Regions from separate parts of the Homo sapiens genome. Here region 1 is linked to region 2. The links are chromatin contacts, found by Hi-C or POLR2A ChIA-PET in ENCODE. All regions are on one chromosome and are shown on one strand. The core of a region is the stretch at or near the end of the contact, and the rest is flanking DNA. Distances in the headings are between cores, read along the strand shown. Region 1 holds the start of KIF14 (kinesin family member 14). Region 2 overlaps PTPRC (protein tyrosine phosphatase receptor type C).

Evidence for each region. Hi-C counts contacts between places; a loop is a spot of excess contacts on that map. ChIA-PET counts read pairs that join two places held with the same protein, here RNA polymerase II (POLR2A). Pooled maps may share reads with other maps.
Region 1: a loop to region 2 is called in a map with no recorded cell type, with 2.5 times the contacts of the local background. The contact joins the promoter of KIF14 here to the enhancer-like site in region 2. A Hi-C loop is called at or near these places in 1 of 37 single-sample maps with no recorded cell type and 2 of 50 pooled maps. POLR2A ChIA-PET finds 5 or more read pairs at or near these places in 1 of 52 experiments (activated CD8-positive, alpha-beta memory T cell).

What each region holds. Positions count from the first base shown.
Region 1 is chr1:200,619,363-200,622,705 of GRCh38, reverse strand. KIF14 (kinesin family member 14) reads left to right here and starts at 1,955. Exons shown (of 30, transcript NM_014875.3): 1 at 1,955-2,295. RefSeq lists a silencer at 1,868-2,017 and an enhancer at 2,186-2,687.
Region 2 is chr1:198,654,754-198,658,504 of GRCh38, reverse strand. The region is part of intron 2 of PTPRC (protein tyrosine phosphatase receptor type C); the gene reads right to left. PTPRC-AS1 (PTPRC antisense RNA 1) reads left to right here. Exons shown (of 3, transcript NR_199042.1): 3 at 684-952. Among named protein-coding and RNA genes, the nearest start is that of PTPRC-AS1, 11 kb to the left of the region's middle. Within about 2 kb of position 1,769, at least 15 of the 41 ENCODE cell types and tissues checked have a DNase peak (open chromatin) inside an H3K27ac peak, as active enhancers do.

The DNA of each region.
Region 1 (3,343 bases), core at 706-3,205, 2.0 Mb before region 2:
TCGCTTGAACCTGGGAGACGGACGTTGCGGTGAGCCAAGATCAAGCCATTGCACTCCAGCCTGGGCAACTAGAGCGAAACTCCGTCTCAAAAAAAAAAAATTTAATCTTAAGAGATCATTAATTAGCATGAGTTAATCATTTTTCTTTAAATCTTACATAATCCAGAAAGCTTCAAACGTGCCAGTTTTACTTCGACTCTTTCCACGTTTTCTTTCTGTTTGTCTCCCTCTGGTGGATTTAAAAAAATACTTGCTTTATTCTATTTATGAGCTTATTTTCCTTTTAAAATTGAAAAAGGTCTTTATGTCTTCTGTCATGTTTAATATATATTTCCAGTTACATTTTATTTTTATTATTTTGAATTATACATATGTTTAAAATTTTTATGTATTTGAGTTTGTCTGTCTTTTCTTTGACATATCTTGCTTTGTTTCTAAATTGAATGATCATTTTCCCATAGATGTGATAACTTTTTTTTTTTTTTTTCTTGAGACGGAGTTTCTCTCTTGTCCCCCAGGCTGGAGTGCAATGGCGCGATCTCGGCTCACTGCAACCTCCGCCTACCCGGTTCACGTGATTCTCCTGCCTCAGCCTCCTGAGTAACGGGGATTACAGGGGCCCGCCACCACGGCTGCCTAATTTTTGTATTTTTAGGAGAGACGGGGTTTCACCATGTTAGCCAGGCTGGTTTTAAACTCCTGACTGCAAGTGATCCGCCTGCCTTGGTCTCCCAAAGTGCTAAGATTACAGGCGTGAGCCACCGCACCTGGCCCTGATAAATATTATATTCTATTTTCTGATAGTTTCCTTATACCTTAATTTTAATTGAGTTTTAGAATGATTTTTAGAGTAAGATTTAGAATGAGTACTTTATCATCTGTTTGGTTGGTCTATATAATTGGAGCTACTTATGGTCTCTATCTCAGTGAATACTTCTTCAATATCTCTGTACTTTTTGCCTGTTTAAAAAACATTGTTGCTTTACAATATCTATTTATCTAGTCTTTCTCATTTATTTGGTTATTTTTCAGAATGTATTTGTAATATTTTTTCAGATTTCAAAATCTTATGGGGGCTGGGCGGCGCAGTGGCTCACGCCTGGCAGCTTACAAGGTCAGGAATTCGAGACCAGCCTGGCCAATATGGTGAAACCCCGTCTCTACTAAAAATACAAAAATTAGCTGGGCGTGGTGGTGCGCGCCTGTAATCCCAGCTACTCCAGAGGCTGAGGCAGGAGAATCGCTTGAACCAGGGAGGCGGAGGTTGCAGGGGCCACTGCACTCCAGCCTGGGCTGCAGAGCGAGACTCCGTCTCAAAAAAGAAAAAAAAAATTAAAAAAAGGGAACTTTTACTGAAACGGAGTTACATTGTACGGCGGCAAGAACCTTCAAGTTCTAGTTATGCCACTGCTAATTGTCTGATCTTTCACAAGTTTAACTCTAAACCTCAGTTCCTCATCTGTAAACGAGGGATAACATTAATATTTATCTCACAAGATTTTCAGGACTGTTTAAAAATTCATATAAGACATTTAGCATATTTCCTACGTGAACGCCTTGCATAGGAAACACTAGAAAAGTTAATTATTATGATTAACTTGGGGGCAAATATCCATTTACAATGTGAAGTCTTCGATGTAATGGCTTCTTTTAGATTAAAGACCGACAAGAGTGTCACTGTCATGCTTTTCGTTTGACACCCACTTCAACGAGGGGCCCGCTGCGCCCGCGACCGCCGCCCCTTCCTCTGGTCGGATTTAAAGGGGGCCAAGCTCCACGCTTTAGCAGAACCCGAGGAGGGGAGGGAGCGTTGCCTGGGAGATGAGGGTGGGGCGAGTCCAGCATTCAGAGACGGCTACCGGAGCCCAACCACCGGCACTTCCGGGGGGCGGGTGGAAGCAAAGGCGCGGCACCCGACGCGACGCCCAGCAGCCAATCAGAAGGCGGGGCGCCCATTCAAATTGCGGCCTTCTGGGGAGCCGGCGCTGGAGGTGGTGAGTGGCGTGGGGACTGTGTCGAGGGGGTCCCCAAGGTGCCGGACCCTGCGGAGGGGCGAAGTTTCGGCACTGGGGAGGGCGTGCGGACGCTTTCCCTACAGGCGACCACTGCTCTGCGGGCGGGTGGTCTTAGCTCCAGTCCCCCATTCAGTTCCTCAGCATTCCAGGTCGGCGGCGAAGGGGTCCCCGAACGAAGGGCGCAAGGCAGCGTCTCTGCTGGGACCGGGAAGCCGGACTTCAGGGCCTCTCGGCCCGTGGGCTTCTCCCCGAGTCTCCCCGAGTCGGTTGGCATTAAGAGGTAATTCTTAGTCATAGCCCCTGGTAATGACTAGCAGAGAAAGAACAGAATCACCGGATGTTTTGGTTTGGATTGTGCTTATTTTCCTTGTATTCCTTCCAGTCCTCTTTAAAATCTGATGGCGAAACTCCTCAAACAGAAACCGTATTGATTTGTGCAAATCGCAAATGGTTTTTAGTTGCAAGAGAATTTCCAGAATCTTCTTTTTGCCTTTAAATTCATTTCATAACAGGAAAATTCTGTATTTTGAGTTGAAACGTTGATGGGAGATGCTTATAAGCTGACGAATTTTTTTTGTAATGACTGTTATTTATGTAAAAATTTAAAAGCCTCATTTAAAAATGAACTTCCATTAATTTGTTCCTCGCTAGCAATAATCTTTGCAATAGTTTGAACCAGTGTCATTTTACAGGTTAGAACCCGGCATGCAAATTTAAAGTCTTGTTTACATCCTTGTAAGGAGTTGGATACAAAGCTGACTAAAAGCCAGGTCTCTTAGCTGTCACTGCTGTTCCCTTTCTTTAAAACGTTAATACCTGATAGATATTGTTGCTGTATATTTACATACACCTCTGTCTAATTTGTTGTCTTACTGCTAAAGGGCAGGTTGTCTGTTTATCTAATCTTGCATGGTTTTTCTCAACACAATTAATTTACAGTACTTATCGTACTTACTGCCTGTGGTACTTGGGAATAATCTGCCTCGTGACACCAATCAATTCAATCTTCTCTATAGGCATTCCTGTATTCAACATACATGGGCCGGACGCGGTGGCTCACGCCTGTAATCCCAGCACTTTGGGAGGCCGAGGCGGGCGGATCACAAGGTCAAGATATCGAGACCATCCTGGCCAACATGGTGAAACCCCGTCTCTACTAAAAATACAAAAATTAGCTGGGCATGGTGGTGGGCGCCTGTAGTCCCAGCTACTTGGGAGGCTAAGGCAGGAGATTTGCTTGAATACAGGAGGAGGAGGTTGCAGCAAGCCAAGGTCGTGCCACTGCACTCCAGCCTGGTGACAGAGCAAGACTCCATCTCAAAAAAAAT
Region 2 (3,751 bases), core at 520-3,019:
ATTCTACGTTATCCTTATCATTCCGTCTCAAGGAGGTATGTATACATTGTGTCTTTCATGAGCACAATTACAGTCCACATCACTTTATTTTATTCCCTCCTTGTATAAGAAAGCAACATAATAAAATAATACTCAGGCTCAATATTTTGCCATTTTTACTATCAGATTACCAGTCATAGTGTCAGTCTATCTATACAAAACATGCTAAAATATTCCCACGATACCAGATTATCTCATAGAATTATAGAGCCTCATCAGTTCATGTGTATCATTATTAATTCAACAAATATGTATTTAAAGGCTACTCTGTAACGATAGGCACTGCCTATACAAAGACAAAGGAAAACATCTCTCTCTCTCTGAAAGGTGCTTAAAGCAGAAAGAAACTAAAAACCAAATAAGGAAGGGTATTCCAATGAGACAGACCAGAAAGATGTCCCTGTGGGCATGTAGGATGGCTGAAATGTATATGTGCTCCACATCTCTCCCCTGGAAAGGTGAAAAACCTGTACTGTTGCACAGAGCTTGGGCACAGTTTAGTTTAACACACATTCATCGAGTATTGAATCATAATTATACTATTTTTGTCTGTGGAAGAGATGCCACAAATGCATTTTTTATGGGCTATAAAGAAAGCCAATGTCAACAAGAAACCTAAAAAAAATGTGTTTGTGTTCATTCAGGAGTAAAGCAGAGACATTCAAAGATGAACAGCAATTCTGAATGGAAAGAGGCCAGCTGTAAAACGTCATAGAAGACCTGCAGTAGAGATACAATCCTGAGAAGAATATTTAGCAAGAATGGGGTTTCAGATTTCTGGTATTTCCATATGGGTGGAGATTGAAGAAAAAAAAGAAAAGAGCAAAAGTTTTCTCATAATGTTTTGCAACTTCTGCTTCCGGGCCCAGTCAGAGCCCAAAAGCAGCAAGAGAAGTAAAATGAAAACACTGAACATTTTTTTTGTTTTGTTTTGTTTTAAATAATAATTAATTTTCACTCACAAAACTGAGTATACTTAATTCAGGTATGTTTGAGATTTCAAATGAATATCTATAGTGAATGCATTTTTATTTAAAAGGAGAAAATGGTTTATTCTTGACATCCTTTCTTAGCTTAGAGAGAAATAAAATCTTCAGAAAATAGTGGTGGCTTACAAAAGTTGGATTTTTTTAAAGGAATAAAATGGAAAGCACGAGTAATCTGATGATAATATTCAATAACAGAAAAAGTTCTTGCCACTAACACTTTATCAACTATAAACATAAAAACCTACTTTCTTAAAGATTAATTATCTACACTGTGATCAGCATAAATGCACAGCTAATTTTTTTCTGCTCTAGTAAGTGAATATTTTGGATTTCAGAATGAACTTTGCTTTACTAGAAAGAGGTAAATCAAAATATTTAATCTACATAGGAATACATACAGTGTGTGTGTGTGTATATATATATTTATATATATACACTATATGTATTAAAAAAAAAACCTCTTGATTCCATCCTATGGTGGAGTTAGAATGTTCTATTAACACAAGTAGATATTTCGTTTTAAACAAAACTGATTTTTTTTCCTACACTAATTTAATCTCCTTGCCTAATGTTCTTTAGTCCTCCAACAGGTCTGCCTACTTAAACAATTTCTAGTCACAGGATGTGGCTGCCACAGTTTTATCTCCATCTGGCAGAACATAACCAACCTGCTTGAGCTCTCAGCTCCTGTTTTATAGCAACTAAAGTTTCCTTGTTCACCCGCTCCCCCACGCCACCTCCATGACGTGCATTTCTCGTAAAACTACAGATCAGTAAACTTCCTCAGGGAACTTGCAGTAATGTATGACAAAAAAAAAAAAAACAAAAAACAAAAAACTAGTAGCCCTGTGATGTGTAGCAGAATTCATCAGACTAGCTGTCTGTTCTGGCACTGATTGCCAGGCAAGCTTCCATTGTGCCTTCATAGCTCATACACAGTGCACTTTCCCTGTATTAGGCCCTTGTAGGTATCTGGATCCATGGGCAAAAACTTGAGTAGGGGAGGGAAAGAAAGGGAAGCAACAATACCTTTTAAGTCAAAAACTGAGAATAATAGATTGCTATTTCTTCTATATGCAAAGGATGAAAATATACCTATGACCCTTTTCACTGTGAAATGCTTAATGTTTGTTCTAGCAATTCTTACTGGAAATGACTGCCTTACACAGTTGCAAATGTCTTAGAATAGTATAGTGAACATCTATGATTGGAAATAAGTCCCTGTTAATCTTTCAAATAATGACCAAATTTTTGTAACCTCTGGTAGGTACAATTCGTAAATACATGGATAACTCTTACAGGACAAAAATTACATCCTACTTATAGTGAATATATTTTTATATCATTTTGTTAAAACTTCTTAAATTTTTCTAATAGTTAATACTTAATTGTTACTACAAAATTCTCACCTGTGAATCTTTTAAGTTTTTTAAAAATTATGTGATATCTCCTTTGTTCATTGTATAGAGTACCCAACGAACTTCATGGTGAGTGATGCTTAGTGGGTGCTTTCTGATGAAGCATCCAGTAGTTTAACCAACTGGTCTAGAATAGCACAGTGTTACTGCTGGGAGCCATAAAGAAATTATTTCAATGAAGTTTGTAGTTTTCAGTTAAGGTGGCTAGGGTAGGCAATTTTGCCCTCAGTTGACATTTGGCAATGCCTGGAGACATTTCTGGTTGTCACAGTCAGAGCAGGTTGGGTAAATGTGCTGCTGTGTCTAGTTTACAGAGGCAGGAATGTTGCTAAACATCCTACAATGCCCAGGTCATCTCAGTTCTCCAACTAGATTGTCCACAGGGTCAAGATTCAGAAACTAGTCTAAGCTGTAAATCTCACTGAAAAAGAAACCAGGCTTAAAGAAGTCAAGTCACTTATTGAATACCACATACCAGAATCTCAGTCTAGTGAAGAGGAATTAGTAATAGAGTTAGGATTCAAAACTTGTCCCAAAATGCCTAATCCAACATTCATTTCATTGTATCAGGCCACAGAACAAATACCTCATAATATGCTGGAGGAATTCTAGACCAAGTTCCCTCATTTTTGGTGTAACAAAGGACAAGTCACTAAATATCTATGAGTTTCAATTTTCTTTTTTGTAAAATAGATGCGTTGAAATAGATTATTTCTAAGGTCTCTTGCTTCTCTAAAATTAATTGTTGTATAAATAATGCTACTTTACATTATAGTAGTTTCCAAATTCCTTTTCTCTTTCTTTAATTTTTTTTCTCTTTTTAAAATGTTTGGTACAGGAATTCTAACTCAAATAAAAGCAGGAAATATGTCAGCTAATTAAAAAAAACCGGCAACTTGAACAATACTTGTCTCTCAGTAAATAGTAAAGACCATCACAAAATAAAAGGTATTCTTATTTGTTATTATTTAATAGAAGACACATTCTCTGGTCCATTTATATCCTGTATACAAATTAACTTATTTTGATTGTATCCATGCAATCTAAGACAATAAAAATAGAAGAAAAAACAGCCACATAAACAGCAAAGTGTTATTACTGATTTAATTGAATTGATTTGACATTTTCAGTCCACTGATATATTTCCTGAGATAAAAGTTGCCCTTAGTATTCATGAATCTGTAGTTCATTCTTAGTAATTTTAACATGAAAAATTGATGTGTTTAAATTTTCACTTTAATATTCATGTTTTCTATAAAATATTGTAAAATTCTAAGATATTATGGTTATACATATTTATTACTA